Linked DNA regions of Mus musculus: region 2 is linked to region 1. The links are chromatin loops, found by intact Hi-C in ENCODE. Cell type or tissue: left cerebral cortex. All regions are shown on one strand. Links, peaks and the distances in the headings refer to the core of each region. The heading gives the core; the rest is flanking DNA. Region 1 holds the start of Cntnap4 (contactin associated protein-like 4). Region 2 has its middle 6.7 kb from the start of Gm22827.

What was found. Peaks named below come from ENCODE experiments on the same cell type or tissue, not always from the same donor. Only the 100,000 strongest peaks of a DNase experiment are listed, where the experiment ranks them.
Region 2: a loop joins it to region 1, with 6 times the contacts of the local background. A loop is called at or near these places in 6 of 42 quality-filtered maps.

Annotation. Positions count from the first base shown.
Region 1 is chr8:112,563,467-112,572,886 of GRCm38, forward strand. It overlaps Cntnap4 (contactin associated protein-like 4), which reads left to right and starts at 6,577. Exons shown (of 24, transcript NM_130457.2): 1 at 6,577-6,759. The coding sequence starts at 6,669. It overlaps Gm26994 (predicted gene, 26994), which reads right to left and starts at 6,109. Exons shown (of 6, transcript NR_132433.1): 1 at 5,997-6,109; 2 at 4,724-4,825; 3 at 4,419-4,532; 4 at 470-645. In left cerebral cortex, for the core only: a CTCF peak has its summit at 8,190 (motif pointing right); DNase peaks (open chromatin) are centred at 5,206, 5,914, 6,427, 7,180 and 2 more places; H3K4me3 peaks cover 3,111 bases; H3K27ac peaks cover 1,331 bases.
Region 2 is chr8:112,064,522-112,073,941 of GRCm38, forward strand. No RefSeq gene overlaps it. Among named protein-coding and RNA genes, the nearest start is that of Gm22827, 6.7 kb to the left of the region's middle. In left cerebral cortex, for the core only: no CTCF peak of the experiment used is centred there; DNase peaks (open chromatin) are centred at 2,576, 3,188, 5,934, 7,076 and 1 more place.

The DNA of each region.
Region 1 (9,420 bases), core at 626-8,625:
TTTAATTCTGTATGCTCAATGGTTATAGGCGGGGAAACAATGTTTGTAAGCACTATACGTAGATTTGAGAGGGGTCTTTTGGCCAAAAATTATTGTTTGTGTTATATTTTTTAATTAATCAAAAACAAACTATCAATTTTGAGAAATAACATTGGCGAGATGGTAAAATAGAAAGCCTCAGACTCCCTCCCTCCCTCAGACGTATCAACTTAATCATGATACATTCCCAGTTTGTCTGATGAAAATTCTAAAAACCAGGTAAGAGGCTCCCGCAGCCTGGGAAAGAGTGAAGCCCTCTGAATGGAAACGAATCTCACTCATCAGAGCCCTTCTCTGAGTGCAGTGCAGTGCGATCAGGAGGAAATTCTTACCTCCCAATCACTCTCTGGGGGAAGTTTCTGTCTTTTCTGAATCTAAACCCCAAGAAGAACCAGGTGAGAGGCAATGAGAAGGGAGCTGATCCACTTACCATAATATCAGAGTCTGTCTATTACACTGCAGCGTGTCTACGGGAGGACTGCCGATGTAGGAGCTGGCAAACTCCTCTAATGAGATGACACACACAAACCCCCAAAGGAAGAACTCTCATGAAAGGCTTGAGCTGCTCCCAGTCTGTAGCGCTGATGACTGACTAGCGAAACGTTTCTGTATGAAACAAAATCATGCGACTGTAGACGTGGCTGACTTTTAAATACCCATGTCCCCAACAGAAGACAGCGAGACATAACAGGAAAACACACTCCCATCAAAACAACAGAACCAAACTCCAGAAACTAACATTAAAACAAAACAAAACAAAAACAAACAAAAACCCCAATACCATGCAAAACACAGGAATTGCTACACAAATGATTTAAAATAATCTTCACAAGGCTGTTCAGTGAATTCAGAGAGTCAGGAGAGAAAAATCAAACAGGGAAAACAGTGGGAGGTGACTGATGGTGGGAACGAGAGACGAGCTGCGGAGAAGAGACCCGGAAGTAGAAGATCCAGAGCTGTAGGGCCGGGGTGACTGACAGAGGAGGACAGAATGAACACACTTGAAGGCAGGGCACCCCAAACACTCATGCTAGAAAGCTGTAAGAAAAAACCAAAGGGTACAGAAAAGTCAAGGCAGAGAAAACAGATCACAGGGCTTCGGAATGAAAAGGGAGAAAGAGAATATCGGATAAAATAATGGGCCCCAGGTCTCCTAAATCTGAGGTGAAAAGTATACATGCAAAGTCAGGAACCTCAACTAGTGTTATCCAAGAACAATGAGCCAAACCAGTGGCATAATAAGACTGTTAACAAGTCATGGACAAGGACAGTGACTAGAATAAAGAGGAAGCCGCTATTCATAGACAAGGGAGCATACATTAGGAGATCAGAATACTTATCAGCAGTGTAGAAGTTCCTTAAACAAATAGAGAGGCTGGAGATGGCCGAGTTGATAAAGTGCCTGCTGTCCAGGCATGAAGACCTGAGTCTGGATCAATAGCACTTATGTCAAGAACCAGACACAGTGGGGCATGCCTGTAATCTTAGCATTGGGAAGGTGGGGACAGGGAAATATTGGAGTTTGATAGATAGCTCTGTCAAGTCAGTGAGCTCTAGGTTCCGTAAGGTACCTTACCTCAAAAAAAGAAAGGTGGAAAGCAATTGAGGAAGACACATAACCTCAACATCAGGCCTCCACAAACACTAAAACACCTGCACATACACACAGGCACACACACACACACACACAGACACACAGACACACACACATATACACACACACACTCCTACATACACAGAGAGACATAAAGACACACCTACACACACTCACAAACCTACACACACAAAGAGACATACAGACACCAAGAGAGACATACAGACACATACAACTGCACACACACACACACACACACACACACACACACACATGCACACACAAAAATCAAAAGCAGAATTTACATGCCATCCATCAATTATACTTCTGGTTATATATTTCAAAGGATGTCGAAGAGATACTTGCAAGTATTCTTTCATTTCAGCATTATTCACAATAGCCAAAACATAGAAGCATTGTAACGCGCATTGCCCCATAAAGGAAGAAAGAAAATGTGGCTTATATGCACAATGGAATATCATGTTTTTTTTTTTAAAGGACATTTGTCACTTGGTACAATGTGATGAACTCTGAGACATTATGAAGGGCACATCCTGTGATTCTGTATATTTGAACTATCTCTGTAACTCAACATAGAACAGAAAGATGATTACTAAGGGCTAGCGAGTGGAGGGATTGGTATTTGATGACTACAGAAGTTTGGCTCTGCAAGATGAACACACTCTTGAGAGACCTGTTGGATGACGATGTGAGTGTAGGTGATATTAAACACAACTGAACCATTGGGATGGTTGACATCTGGACTAGCAGATGTCAAAGACCCATGAAATGCATCTCTGCATGTCTATGGAGCTCCTTCCTAAAAGAACTAATGTGTGGGGCTATGACTGGGAGAAAAAGGCTTGCCCTGAGTGTGGGAGGCAATACCTAGTGGACTGGTGCTCTGAGTGATGGGGTGTTGTTGGAGAAGTGGGTGCGTGTCTACCAGCAGGACTCAGTCCACTCTGACTGAGTGATGCTTCTTTTGTTCACTGGCCATCAGACTCCAGCTGCTGTAGCCTTTCTGTGTGACTTAATACAAGCAGCTCTCCAGGCCCCCAGAGCTGGGCCCAAGGTGTCCAGCTTTATGGACTGGGCAGCTACCACATTCTCTGTCTTTCCATAGGACACCGTTGTGGACCTTCCCAGCCCCTCAAGGAAAGCACACCAATGATTTCATATATATATATGTGTGTGTGTGTGTGTGTGTGTGTGTGTGTGTGTGTGTGTGTGTGTGTTTTCCTTTTGCTTTTGCCAATAAGGAAACCAAAAACTAATGCCATCAAGATATTTCATCAAAATGGTAGTGGGAGATACATTCACATTTAGGTTTCTCTATTTCCCATGTATAAGCTCTCTCCTTCCGTGGTCAATAGACAGTAAAGGGCTTTACAGGGACTCGAAATGACAGTGCTTTCCAATCTGCACAAGCTTTCAAGAAATTGGTCTATCAGTGTGAAAGGTCTCTCTTGAATAGCACCTAAGATATTTCACACTGAGAACTGAACCTAGGGCCTCCTGCTTGCTAGGCACTGAGCTACATACCCAGATTTTATTTTTAGTGTATATTTTATTTTCTGAAAGAACATTTTATACTTATTTATTTACTCTGTCTCTGTCTCTGTCTGTCTCTGTCTCTGTCTCTCTGTCTCTGTCTCTGTGTGTGTGTGTGTTATATGAATATGTGTGCAAAAGCCACAGCACATGTTTACAGGTCAGACGACAATTGGACAACTTGTGAAGTTAATTCCCTCCTTCTACCATTTGGGATCTGAGGACTGAATTTAAGTCACCAGGCTTGGAAGAGGCAAATGCTCTTACTCACTAGCCATCTTGCTATTCATTTTTTTAAAGATTTATTTATTTTTGTTTTACGTATATGCACATTTTGCTTGCATAGATGTATATGCACCAATTGCGTGCAGAATCCACAGATACCATTATAAGAGGGCATCAGCTTTCCTAGAACTGGGCTTAGGCATGGTTGTGAGCTTCCAAGTGTGTGCTGGAAACTGAACTCAGGTCTTTTTCAAGAGCAGGAAGTACTCTTAACCACTGAGCCATTACTCCAGCCTCTCCACCTTTTATTTTTGAGATAAGGTCTTACTGAGTCAGCCAGACTGGCTTTAAACTTGTTTTATTGCCTGGGGGAGACCTTGAATTTGAAGTCCTCCTACTTTAGCCTCTGGAATGATTGGGGTCTGGGCCTGTGCTGTCAGGCTCAGGTTGACTTAAGTTTTCAATTATATATGTGTGTATATATATAATATGTGTGTGTGTGTATTCCTATTTTCATCCAATACTAATCTTTAAATTTCCTCATTTGTTTTCTGCAAACCATGATAAGCTTAATAGGATGATAATACTTCCTTCTGGAAAGCCAAGGCAACAATTTTATAGGCCTATAGACCAGAATGTCAAGTCCATATCCCTTCCTTCCTTCCTTCCTTCCTTCCTTCCTTCCTCCCTCCCTCCCTCCCTCCCTCCCTCCCTCCCTCCCTCCCTCCCTCCCTTCCTTCCTTCCTTCCTTCCTTCCTTCCTTCCTTCCTTTCCTCCTTGTTGAGACAGTCTTAAATAGCCTAGAATCACTTCAAAGTTGCTATGTGGCTGAGGGTGATCTTGACTTTCTCATCCTTCTATCTCAATCTCCCAACTGCTGGGATTACAGGCATGTACCACCATACATAGTTTATATAGTGTGGGTGGTCAAACCTAGGACTCTGTGCCTTCTAGGTAAGTACTTTATCAACTGTACTACATTCCCCAATGTTTCCTTTGTACTCACGTTTTTCCATCTTTCTTTTTTTTAGTACCCTGGACAGCTCAGTCTCACTGAGGGCTCAGTCTCACTGAGGGCTAGAAGGTCCAGTCTCTCCCTTCTGTAGGCACAGCACATTTCCTTCAAAATATTGATTTGAGAATTTAATTAGATAATAGGTGGCAGATAGCTTGTGTGCAATGAAATCACTGCCCCCCAATACTTACTAATATAGATCGTTAATGCATAGCTGTTTTTCCTTGATATTTTATGACCAGAAAGCAAAAGCCAGGCATTTAGGTGTAGGAGCACAGCAAACATCTAGACCTTACCTTTCTTTTCACTGATGCTGGTTTGAAGGACTGGGTTTTTTTTTTGTTGTTGTTGCAGGAGTTAGTCTGGGTACTGTGAACCCTGATATGGGGGCAGCAAGGCTGAGGATGAAATTGGTAGAATCAGAGCCCCCCTAGCCCCCCAAAAAACAAAACAAAACAAACAAAACAAAAACAAAACTCAGTCTAGCTTCCTCTTTCCTTCCTAACTCAATGATCCTGCACATCATTCTCTTCTCTGTTCTTGGTTTTCCACCTGCAAAATAGGAAAAACAAAACTATCCATTTGGCTTTGTTTGAAGTCAAGAGCTAAATAATTATGCTTTGTTTATGGATGGTTCTCTCACCCCACCCCCTTTTTCATAGCCCAGCAAGGCTGCCTCTGGTTCCAAACACCAAGATGTTGCTTGAGAGCTCCTGGATTCCTGCCTTGATGACGCCCAGGAAATCAGCAGGAAGACGTCTTGACATTTATTTTAAAGAGATGATTTACCCTCTCTGACACCATGTGATGTGCCGCTCTGTATGGGGTCTTAACTTTATCATTTGAGTGCTTTAATATTCTACACAAGCAATAGTGCCCAGGGAGTGGCCACTGGAAGAATATTCTCTGTAGTTGTTGATTTTCTGAGTGTGTGTTGCACCCATTTGTATGTCTGTGAGTATGTATAAGTGTGTGCATATGTGTGTGAGTGTATGCATGTGTGTGCACATGTATATGTGCATGCATGTGTGCCTGTGAGTGTGTATAAGTGAGTATGTATTCCTGTCAGTGTGTGAATGTGTGCGCGTGAGTGTGTACCTGTGTGTGCACTCACGTGTGTGTGCACGCACACACATATGGGAGGGGGTTCCCTTTTTCAGTATTCCATAATTTTCCATTTTGGGCCCTCTGGGAATTACTATTAAGAAACATGATTATGGAATGCTGCCTATTTCCAGAAGGATGCTTTCATAAAACTCAGTCTACTCAGAGAACTCTTCATGGGTGGATTTGTATTCCTGAAGCACCAACTAAAATAAGAAATGTTAATTTCTCGCAGACTATTATCAGATGATTTTTAAATATCTGCCAAGCAGGAATGTCTGTTCCCATGTGAGGAATTTCCGTAATAAAATCCTGGCACCGGAGCACAAGGCAATAGTTTTATAGAAACAGAGAAAAACAGCACGCGTTTTCCCGGAGGACAGTTTTAGCTACAATTCACCAACGCTTGCTTCGTTATTTCTGTCTTATTTTATGCTTTTGTTTTGAAACATAATGCAGTTTTACCTGGATACACTCCCGGGCAATCAGGAAATAGCTCACTATGTTGGTTGGTACTGCCAAATACAAGACCTGCGGAAAATCAGAAGGCTTCCTTGCCTGGCTGCTTTCCTCACCCCAAAGGGTGGCAGGGCACAAAATGGGTTAAAGCTTATTGGAGAATAGAGGGGAGGGGAGGGAGCCCCGAGGAGGCCAGGAGCAGCGGGCAGCGGGCAGCGCCTCCAGGTCCAGCTTCCATCACCTGCAGCCGCTGCGGAGCTCAGAAAGCTGCTGGCTGCTGCTGTGCTTTTTGGAGGAGGAAGGATGCTGGGGCAAATTTCTAAGACCGGTGCGAGGAGTGGGCGTGGCCTCGGCAGCAGTGTGTAAGCTTGTTAGGACAGAAGCTGGTTGCTTTTCTGTGAGGAACCAGTACTGAGGGCAGGGGAGAAGGAGGGTGGGGAAGAAAGAGAGAGAGAAAGAGAGAGAGGAGAGGGAGAGAGAGAAGGAAGGAGGAGCAAGGGAGGAGGGAGGAGGGAGAGGAGGAGGAGAGAGCGCGCGCGTGAGAGGAGGGAGGGGGAGGAAAGAGATCCAGAGAGCTAGAGATACTGAAGACCCAGTCAGTGCTGGGTGAAGGACTGAGGAGAACCTGTCTCCAGCGCTCTGAGAGCCACTCGAGATATTTTGGGGAGCTCAAAAATTATGAATATGGGATCTGTCGCTGGAGCTGTTCTCAAGATGTTACTTCTGTTGTCTACTCAAAATTGGAACAGAGTGGAAGCTGGGAATTCATGTAAGTACACAGCAAATGATTTAAAACTTGCAGGGGGGCTCCGCGCAAAACTTTGATTCTGTTGTTTTCACGATTAATCTTTTCAACTGGAATCGCTGCGGGGCTAGGAAAAGCACTACAGGGAAATTGTGCAAATATGATCGGGTTCCTCTTGGTCTGGTCAAAATATGCAATATGTTATTTGGATTTTTTTTTTTTTACTAGCAGAATTTCACTCTCTTTGAATATTCATTGAGAAGACTCAACTTCTAGTAAAACATTAAATTAGCATCTTAATCGGGGGACCAGCCCGGGAACGTCTTCCATTGCGCCTGTCTTGAGGTCATTAAATTTCATTGGGATTATTTGTCTACCAGGAAAACAACCCGCAGACTTGATATTCTGCTGCATTAGCTGAGATTTCTGAAGTTTGCGATTTAGCAGTGGCTGGCTGCATCTCTGAAATGGTGCAGGCTAATAGCTGAGACATACTGCAGACTTCGCGGGCAGGGGCAGGCAGAACTGGTGGAGGCACAGCTCAGCACTGGAGAGCTGTGTCCTCAGGCAGAAGAGCACTCCTGGATGGGTACCCATCCCTACATCTCCCTTAAAGGGAAATGTGCAGGTGACTTCCCCCTCCCCCACCACCCGCTTAAGTAGTGTTCTCTAGTGGTTGAATTTTCAACTTCATGTATTTGTGATTGATTGTCTTAGTGCTGAGTTCATTGATTCGAGGAACATTTGTTATGGTCTCGTTGCTTAATTTAAATATCATCCAAAATACCCTGGCCCAACTCTTTCGTCAGCTTGCCATTGGAAATAGGAAAAGTTTTAAAAGTTTATATTTGGTTTAGATTCTTTAGATAGAAGAATTTCCTCTTTTTATGTATGATAAAAACAGCCAAGCAAACACACAACTTTCTATTTCTTTCTCTGCTTTACAAGAAAGGGTTATAAGTCCTGCTCAGGAATGGATGGGACCTGCCTTACTGACAGCTTTAGGTTTGAGAGACAAGACATTGGTAACTCTCTTTGCCATAGACCCTCTTTTGCCTTAACTGTAGAGTCCTCACGAGGGAAAGGCACAGGGAACTCACTGCCACGAGCTCGTGTCCACCCACTGATGATTTTTCAGGAGCTCATTTAATGTCAGAATTTACCTGCCACTCTGCAAAGGCAAAGGAGAGAACTTCACTCCTAGGCTGGACTGTGCTTCCCATTCAATTTCAAATCGAATGTGTGGGAATCCCATTAAATCAGTAAAATATGTATAGTTTCACCTAGCCAAAATCTTAGAGGGTCCTGTGGGTGATGGCCTTGACAAGCGCTGTAGCAAATAAACAAACAAGGATGATACACAGCAGACCTGAACCCACCTACCCGCTCAGTTGAAGTTCTGTGGCAAAGGTGTAATTCCTTCTGCAGCTGCAGGGGTTCATCAGAGAGGGAGCACTAGAGGTCACTGTTGCGATGCGAAGCACACAAGCTCTTCCCTTGAGTTGGGCAGAGCTTCATGCTGGCCTAACCCAGTTTGTCTTCCCTATGCCTTGCCTGCACATCTTTTTGCAGTTTATTAATATGAATAATTGGGCTGTGAGCTGCGGATGTTTGTTTGCTCGCTTGCAATGTGGTACAGAGTGTCACCGGAAGATCCATATTAAAAGGCTTCCCTTCCTCGTTCATCTCAGCCAGGGAAAAAGTGAGCAGCTGAGATTTGAGGAGAAGCCAGTGCTCATGTCTGCTTAGCTCTGCCTGGGCCTCCCACGGGTGCCGTTTCAACCTTGGATCTGTATCCATCGGGGTTCGATTTCTCTATGAAGTCATTGGATAAATGTGGAGAGCCTAGAACTGAAGTGAACAAGAACACTTAAACATTAAACTTGGAATTCTTAGTTAGCAGACCTATTTAAGAGTTAACTTTTCTTCAAGTGTCCAAATTTATAATTCAATGGCTTCCGAAAATTAAGGTGACTTTTAGTTAATTTCTTATTGGCATTTTGACAATGTGACATGCAAACGTAGAACAAAAGATTTCATTTCCTAATTTTTACATTATTCCTCACTCTTTACATTTTGGAGGAGTCAAGGTTCACTTGTTGCTGGGTTGGGATAGAAAAATGTATGCTACCATGGTATCAGTTTTGGAAGACGGAGCAATGTATTATGAGTTTATGAACAGGGGTGCGCGTTAACCAAAGGGCAGGCAACTGGAATCAGCACAAGCATTTCAAAGTTGCCTTATGAGACTTCCCCAAACTCTCCTGAACCAGATTGTTTATTAATAAGAAGTGAATCAATCTCAAATCCCACAAGTAAAGTCGGGGGAACTGCATATAAGCAAAAGAAAATTAAAGACCTGCCTCTCAGGTGAATGTAAACACCTTTCTTCTTTATTTACAAGTGACTCACAAGGAGAAAAATCTGTCATCCACTGAGTTGGCCTTTGGGTAACAATAAGAACATTTGCCTAGGGGACTCTGTAAACCTGGGATTAGGTGAACTCTAATTTGAATATTAATTGATCTACTTAATCATCTGAGAAATTTGCATTAGAAAGATTCCATGCAAATACAGCCACCCTCTCTCCTCCCCACTCTTACATATGCATGGGGGTGCATGCACACACGTGCATGCACACACACACACACTTATGTGTAAGTACACATTACTAATTCATGTGCC
Region 2 (9,420 bases), core at 936-8,935, 500 kb before region 1:
CGTGATCATTGTATTAAAATTTATTTTGTTTGATTTTATGTGTATGGCTGTTTTCTCTACACTCATATATGCACATGCCATGTATACAGTACCTGAGGAGGTCCAGAAGAGGGCTTTGGAGCCTCTAGAACTGGAGCTATATAGGTTGTTGTTAGCCATGTGGGTGCTGGTAATTAAACCACGGTCCTCTGTAATAATAGCTAACACTCTTAATTGCTGAGCCATCTCTCTAGCTCTCTATTATTATTTTTTTTTAAAGTTTTATTTATTAATATATGTAAGTACACTGTAGCTGTCTTCAGAGACTCCAGAAGAGGATCTTGTTGTGGATGGTTGTGAGCCACCATGTGGTTGCTGGGATTTGAACTCTGGACCTTCAGAAGAGCAGTCGGGTGCTCTTACCCACTGAGCCATCTCACCAGCCCCTCTATTATTTTTTAAAATTTTATTTTTGTTGGTGATTTGTCTGTATGTCTATATGAGGGAGTTACAGTCAGTTGTGAACTGCCATGCGGAAGCTGGGAATTAAACCCTGGTCCTTTGGATGAGCAGTCAGTGCTCTTATCTGCTGAGCCATCTCTCCAGCCCCTGGCCTTCTAATTTTTTTTAAAAATTATTTATTTTTACTTATGTGCATGTCTGTGCTTTTGTGAGTTTCTCTGCACCATGTGTGTGTGTGTGTGTGCTCAAGGGTGCTAAAGAGGCATTGGATCCCCTGGCCTGGGGTTACAGGTGGTTGTTATTAGCACCTGATGTGGATGCCAGGAACCCAGTCTGGTTCCTCTGCAGGAACAGTAAATGCTCCAATGTGCTGAGCCATCTCTCTGGTCCTGTGGTCATTCTATTTTAATTTTATTTTTTGAGATTTATTTATTTATTATATGTGAGTATACTGTAGCTGTCTTCAGACACACCAGAAGAGGGCGTCCGATCCCATTACGCATGGTTGTGAGCCACCATGTGGTTGCTGGGATTTGAACTCAGGACCTTTGGAAGAGCAGTCAGTGCTCTTAACCGCTGAGCCATCTCTCCGGCCCCTGTTTTAATTATTTTGTGGAACCTCCACATGATCATGCTTATTCACACGCTTACCAACTGAGTTCACAAGTTCCTCCACTTAAAAATGATCACCACGAATATTTAACTTTATCTTTTTGATAATAGCTATTTCAGCATGTGTGAGGTAGTATCTCATTTGTGGTTTCAATGTTATTTCTCTAGATAATTGGTGATGTTGAGCATTTCCCTATATGCTTGTTGAACATTTGTGTGTCTTCTTTTGAGAAACACCTACTTGGGCTAACACCCTTTCTTTTGAGGCAGTGTCTCTCAATAAAGCTCAGGCCAGCCTCAAACTTGAAATCCTCCTGCCTCAATCTTAAAAATTATTATTATTATTATTATTATTATTATTATTATTTTGTGAGTGTCTTAGTTAGGGTTTTACTGCTGTAAACAGACACCATGACCAAGGCAATTCTTATAAAGGACAACATTTAATTGGGCTGGCTTACAGGTTCAGAGGTTCAGTCCATCAACATAAAGGCGGGAGCAGGGCAGCATCCAGACAGGCATGGTGCAGGAGGAGCTGAGTTTTACAACTTCATCTGAAAGCTGCTAGTGGAAGACTGACTTCCAGGCAACGAGGACTAGGGTATTAAAGCCACACCCAGTGACATGTCCACTCCAATAGGCCACCCCTCTTAACAGTGCCTACTCCCTGGCCCAAGCATATACAAACTATCACAATGTGTATGGATGTTTTTGCCTATATGTATGTCTGTGCACCGAGTGTGTGTGTGTGTGTGTGTGTGTGTGTGTGTGTGTGTGTGTGTGTGTATTTGTATGTGTGTAGTTCCCACAAAGGCCAGAAGACGGCATCAGATCCCCAGGGACTAGAGTTACAAATAGTTGTCAGCTGCAATGTGGGTGCCTGGATCAGACCTTGGAAAGTGGTCTTAAGTCAGTGGTCTTAGCCATAAAGCCACATCCCTACCTCTTTACCTCAGCCTTTCACTACTGTGGGTATGTAGAGTGAGTTCCAGGCCCAGGAGGGATATATACTGAGACACAGTCTGAAAAAGCAAGGCTTATACTAACCATGTGGTTTGAATTGGGCTTTTCATTTGTTATGGTTAATAATATTGCCAACTCAACACAATCTAGACTCACCTAGGAGACAGACAAACTTGTGGGCAGGACAGTAACGGTTTTTAGATACTAACTGTGGGCTGCACAGTTCTATGACCTAGAATCTAGAGCCCCTCTATGGGCTGGGGTCCTGGACTGCTCTAGGGGTGGGGTCCTGGGCTGCTTTGTGGGAAGAGAGTTCTGGGCTGTCTAAAAAAGCAGAATGTGTTCTGAGATGCAGTATTCCAGTTTCTCCGCATCCCTGTCTCTCTGCATCCCAGTTTCTCTGCATCCCTGTCTCTCTGCATCCCAATTTCTCTGCATCTCTGCCTCTCTGCTCCCTGGTGTGGGATTAGTGCCACCCGCTGGCTCATGTTCCCACTGCCACGAGTTCTTTTCCTTGATAAATTGCACCCTCAAAATAAAAGCTCAAACAAACCCTCCTATCCTTAAGTTGCTTTTGTTAGATGTTTTGCAGCTACAACAAGAGGAGGAACTAAGGCAGTGTGTAAGGGTGATTGCTTGTCCTCCATTTTGCTAAACCTCACTTCTTTACCTCTCTCTCATTCCGCTGTTGAGTATATTGGTTGCAATTGTGTGTGGTGGTGCACACTTGTAAACTCAGTTATCTGGGAAGTGGAGGCAGGAGAGTGAGGAATTCAAGGCCATCCTTGGCCTACACAGTGAGTCTGAGGCTAGGGTAGGCTATAAGAGCCTTCTCTAAAGAAGAAGAACCTTGATTGAATAATAAAAAAAATTGTATGCACACATTTATGTATTTGTGTCAATGGTTGAATTGAAATTCCAAATTTGGATGTAAACATAACTTACATTTCGATAAACACCCGCCTAAGTGGTCTGATACGTTTTATAAATAGAGAATCCCGGCTCACTTGCATACTCTTCTGGGATATTCTTAAACCAGACGGCAACTGCTTCTAAGAATGAGTCATTTTGGTTCAGTGGTGTCCAGCATCGAAATGTCTGAGGGCCAGGAAGCATCTGCAACAGCGTTTACCTCTTCAGGTACATGTTACAAAAGAATCGTCCCAAGGATTGTTCGTATTTATATCCTTGATGTTTCTATTTTAACAAAGGATGTCCTTTGACGGGAACAGCCTCTCACCGATCTCAAAGCCAGCTTCATGTTGCCGCTCCGCACTCTCTGGTGATCTGGCTATGTGTGGTTTCTGATCTCTGAGCTGCCGATGTGCTCTGTGAGAGGTGACATCTTAAACTTCAGGAAGGCTTTCTTCTCTGTGGGTAGGAAGACTGGAGTGACGCGATTATCCATCCAGAGTGCGTTTCCTCTCAATTCTGTACTCAAAATATTTCTTTTCTTGAAGAAGAAATTAAAAAAAAAAAAAGAGCACCCCTGTTATCGGAGAAGGAATGGAATAAAAGGACAATCCTGTTTATCTCTTCCAATTTCTTTTCAGAAAGTGTAGCAAAGCAGGGGTTTCTAGGCATTTCTATATATATTTTTAAATGAGGGCCCATGAGCATGCATTATTTTTCCAAGTGAAGATATTATAGCAAGCAGACACTCTCCCACAAACTCTCCCCAGAAGTAACAGAATCAACATTAAAAAAAAATTCAAAAACCACAATTATCATTTTTATCTCTTACTGGCTGTGTGATCTCGGCCAACCTGTTTAAATTCTTTTCTCTTTGAGACAAGGTAGCATGGAGCCCAGGCTAGCCTGGACTTGAGGGGTAGCTGAGGATGCCTGCTTCCACTTCCCAAGCGTTGGGATTTCAGGCATGCACCACCATGCTCGACCTTAGTTGGTGTTGGGGATCGAACCTAGGGCCTTGTGCGTGCTAGGGAAGTGCTCCACCAACTCAGCTACATCGCCAGACCCACATTACCTAATTTCTCTGTCTAAATATAAGCTAGAATAGAGCAAGCATGACTATTGAGTTACATACACATACATTACATGGTGAATGGTCATGAGATACTAGTATATCCCTTTCTTCTTTTATTCGTCTCTCGTACTTTACATCTTGACCACAGTTTCCACTCCCTACACTCTTCCCAGTCTTCCCCAGATCTTTGTTTTTTTGTCTTTGTTTTTAGATTTATTTATTTATTTATTTATTTATTTATTTATTTAATGTATATGAGTACATTGTTGCTGTCTGCTGACACACCAGAAGAGGGCATCAGACCCTGCTATAGATGGTTGTGAGCCACCATGTGCTTTATGGGAATTGAACTCAGGACCTCTGGAAGAGCAGTCAGTGCTCTTAACCACTGAGCCATCTCTCCAGCCCCGTTGTTATTGTTTTGAGACAGGGTTTCTCTGTGCTGTTTTTGAACTCCTGTTGTAGACCAGGCTGGCCCTGTAATCAGAGATCTTCCTGCCTCTGCTTCCCCAATGCGGGAATTAAACTCCTGTGCCACCATGGCTGGCTCTTATTTGTATCAGAATAGCCCTCATAGACTCATATATTTGCATGCCTGGTCCTTTAGTTGGTAGAACTATTTTGGGAAGAAGTAGGAAGTGTGGCCTTAAGTGTGGCCTTAAGTCAGGCGTGGTGATACATGCCTTTAATCCCAGCACTTGGGAGGCAGAGGCAGGTGGATTTCTGAGTTCGAGGCCAGCCTGGTCTACAGAGTGAGTTCTAGGACAGCCAGAGCTACACAGAGAAACCCTGTCTCGACAAAACCAAAAAAAAAAAAAAAAAAAAAAAAAACCAAAAAAACCAAAAAAACCCAAACAAACAAAAAAAAGGAAGTGTGGCCTTGTTGGAGTAGGTGTGGCTTTGTTGGAGAAAGTTGGTCACGGGGGAAGGGGTGGGCTTTGAGGCTTCGAAAGCCCATACAAAGCAGGCCCAGTCTTTGTTTCTACCTCTGCCTTTCAGAGAATATGTATATAAGCTCTCAGCTACTGCTTCGGCACTATGCCTGCCTACCTCCATGCTTCCAATTCTCCTCATGGACTAACCCTCTGGAACTGTAAGTAAGCCCCAAATTAAATGCTTTCTCTTATAAGTTGACTTGGTCATGGTGTCTCCTCATAGCAATACATTGATTACAAAGACTATGTGTTTGCCAGGGTCCATTGTGTGGTGGGTCAGTTGATAACTTTTTTTTTTTTTGAGACAGTGTTTCTCTGTGTAGCCCTGATTATCCTGAAACTTGCTCCGTAGATACAGAGATCTGTCTGGGTCTACTCCCCAAGTGCTTGGTTGAAAGGTATGTGCCACCACTGCCCAGCTCAGATGACAACTTTTAAGAATTGTTTTTTTTTTTTCAACCTTGGGGTTTCCAAGAGTCAAACTCATATCTTCAGACTTGGCAGCAAACATCTTGGCCTGCTAAACCATTTTGATAGTCTCACAGTATCATTTTAAAGTGAATTTATTTTAGTGAAAGTTCACTTATCATCCATAGGATATAAATTTAGTTTGGATTCTTCCCAAAGCAGACCCCCAGACAGGAACTTGGCAAGCCATGGGGACAATGAAGGGAAAGTAGAGGAACCATTTGGACAAGGGAGGGGACAAGGCTGTAAAGTCAAGGTCTTCAGGCCAGCTGCCACGAGAGACACCTGGAACAACATCCTAGAAGGGGTCTCTGAGAAGCAGGACAAAGCACACACCTCCGATCTGATTACGAGATGGCACACACACCTGAGGTGTGGGGCAGTCACTCCCAGGAAAAGCAGGCTAATTGTTCCGAACAAGTTCCCACGCTTTGGATTTCTCTCTTGATGTCATGCAGTTTGCTCCCCTGCCGACTCTATTCCTAGGATATGGGTAATTATATTCGGAAGCATGACTTGACTGAGCCTCTTTCTTGGCAAGAGTGCTTCATAAGCGGTGTTGGGCATTTTCATCATGACTACAAGACGTCTGCCTCTTTTGGAATGTTAGGAACCATTTATAGCTGTTGCCCACCTTCCCTGGGACTTGGCATATGTTCCCTCTCCCATGAAAAGAAATTTTTCTTTATCAAATATTTGGTCACCTTGTAGTATAGCTGTTGTGTAGAAAGCAGGTCGAATATTTGACTCCTCTGCTTATCTCCCTGCTTCCATAAAAACACGTGGATTCCCTTGCCACTTCACTGGCTGCTAACGAAGGCTTTTATTTTTCTATTTCAGTCACATTTAAAAAATTTAAAAATATGTTTGATGAGAGTACATTCTTTGAAGTTATTATTCTTATCAATGCTTTGGTCAGTTGGAGCCTCTTCAAGTTGTCCCTTTTGGTAGTATCCTGGGAGCCTTAAGAGAAGGAGGGGAACCCATGGTCGGGTATAAAACAAACAAACAAAACCAACAAATAAATAAATTTTAAAAAAGAAAAAGCGATCTGTCTGCTTCAGGTGTGGTAGCATATCATCTAGTTTTTAATGTATCCCATACCCCAGATCTTACAATTAGTCATTTTTTTTCGAAAGTGTTTTACTTTTTTTTTTTAAGTTTTTTTTTTTTTAAATTTTATTTATTACATGTAAGTACAGTGTAGCTGTCTTCAGACATCCCAGAAGAGGGTATCAGACCTCATTATGGATGGTTGTGAACCATCATGTGGTTGCTGGGATTTGAACTTACGACCTTCTGAAGGGCAGTCGTTCTTATGAGTCGTTCTTCTGAGCCATTTCTCCAGCCCCTTGTTTTACTTTTTAAATGAAAGCATCACTGTATATGCTAGGCATAGGACTTGTAATCCTAACACATGGGAGGGGAGGCTGTGGGGGGAGGCATCCTAAGCTCAAGACCATAGTTTGGTTCACAGCAAATGCAAGTTTGAGGCCAGCCTGAGCTTCGCCAGACCCTGTCTCAAAAAGCAAAACAAAAATAGAAGTTTTCTCCGTTTAGAGAGAGAACAAAATGTATGTGCTTGGAGCATCGTGTACTGCTGCTCGTGTCTTTGTCTCTAGGCTTACTTTCCCTGGGTAGCTCCCTCACGTTTCCTTCTTCCTTCCTTTCCATTTATTTGTGTGTGGTGTCTGCATGTGCTTGCCGGTGTAGGCAGGTGTGAAGGTCGGAGGTCGGAGGTCCGGAAGTCCGTGCTGGGTTTATTCCTCTACTGCCCGCTATTGTTCTCTTCTTGAACTTTTTGAGAGAGGCTCCCTCGTGGAACCTGGCTCATTTGAGCTAGCGTAGCTGGCCAGTGAGATCTCTGGTTCCCCCTGTTTCTGCTTTCCGGTGCTGGGGTCACGGACCTGGATGGTGATGCCTTGATTTTTACCGTAGGTGCAGGGGATGTGAACTCGGGTCCTCATGATTTTGCAGGAATGCCCACTGAACCTTCTAGCTAGCCCCTCTTTCCTTTTTATCTTTCTTTTGCTATGGGATCTTGCTGTATAGCTTGTGCTTGCCTTGCTGGCTTTGAACTCATGCCAATCCTCCTGCATCAGCCTTCTTAAAAATACATGTATTTTCATTTACGGGTATGTCTGTGTGAATGCATGCCACATGTGCGCGGATGGCCTTAGAGGCCAGAAGACAGTGTGAGAAACCCTGGAGCTAGAGTTGCAAGTGGTTGTGAGCCACCTGACCTGGTTTTGGGAGAGCAGTAAGTGCTGAGCAATCTCTGTTTTGACAACAACCCTAACCCAGTTTCTTTGAACGTCCTTACGCAGGGCATGCAGGACGAGCATGCGCACTGTCATCGGTGGTAGTGATTTATCTCCATTCAGCAGTAGATTAATAAGACTGTAATAAAGGAAGTTGTTTTGGATCCCTTTAGACCAAAGAAAGCGTGGGAACAAACGGCTTGGCAAAAGCAAGAAATCCAATTTGGATAGAAGTCTGGTTAGAGGGAGGGACACAGTCGGTGCTAAGTCTAGGGAGAAAAAAACGTGTGAAGCCTGGGCGGAAGTGCCCGGTGCTGCCAAGTCCCTGAGCACCGAGCAGAGCATTTCGCCTTAAATGAAAGACCACAGATCTGCTCGTGAATCACAAAGATGAAGGCCAGTGGAGTCAGGCAAACCTGGGCTCAAATCGCGGCATCGCCATTTACTGGATATCAGCCTAACTTTATGTAGGTTAAAATACAGGCCATCCACGGTCACTTTCCATCTTTTCTCTTTTCTTTCATGGTCTCAGTAGTAAACCTTATGATTAATACCTTATGTCCACTAGGCAAACACTGCCACTGAGCTATATCTCCAGCCCTCTTCATTGGAATGTGTGTGTGTAAGTGTGTGTGTATGTATATGTGTGGGAGACTGAAAGGGTGGAGGCTGAGATGGAGTCTCACATAATTCAGCTTTGAACTCACTGTGTAGCCAGTGTGTGCGCGTGTGTGTGTGTGTTGTGTGTGTGTGTATGTGGGTATGTGTGTATTCAGATTTGAACTATGTAGCTAAATTACCTTAGACTTCGGGGTGACCCCACTACACCTTCTCAAGTACTGTTATCACAGGGGCGCGCCACCACACTCAATTTTAGCCCCCGCTTTTTGTTTTTGCTTAAAATATTTTAACCAATTAATTGTGTATGTGAACGTATAGGCCAAAGGTCAACCTTGTACCATTCCTCAGAATCTCTCCACATTGCTCCTTGAGACAGCATCTCCCAGGGGGAGTAGGGGCTTGCCAAGAAGGTTAGCTAGCTAACCAGCCCCACGGATTAACCTGTCTCTGAATTGCCACCATGCATAGCTTTTTGTGTGGATGGTGGGACCAAAGTCAGGTCCTTGTGCTTGTGGGTAAGCTCTTTAGGACTGTGGGCAAGCGCTTTAGGACTGTGAGCCCTCACCCCAGCCTGAGAAGAATCCATTATTCCGTCTGTAGATGGACACAAGGGAAGTTCACTTTGGAGCCGTTCTTTTTTGTGGTGTTCTTTTCCTGCTCTTTTCTGTTTCCATCACAATAATTGATTATATATGTGTGTGTGTGTACTTTTTTTTTTTTTTTTTGAGATGGTTTCTCTGTGTAGCCCTGGCTGTCCTGGAACTCACTCTGTAGACCAGGCTGGCCTCGAACTCAGAAATCTGCCTGCCTCTGCCTCCCAAGTGCTGGGATTAAATGCATGCACCACCACTGCCTGGCATTTATTTATATTTGTATGTATGTATGTATGTATGTATGTATGTATATATGTATGCGGTGGTACTGGGGGTCAAACCCAGGGCTTCACACATGCTAGGCTAGTAGAGTCTACTACTCCATCCTAGATTTGACCTTGACAGAATCCTGGGAAGGGTGGTTACTTCTTTTTTCCTGAGGTAAGATGCCACCATTTCCATGTTGACCATGTTGACACTCATAGACGAGGGGGCCAGAGAATGTCTCCACGTTTTATTTTGTTTCTTTTTCTTTCTTT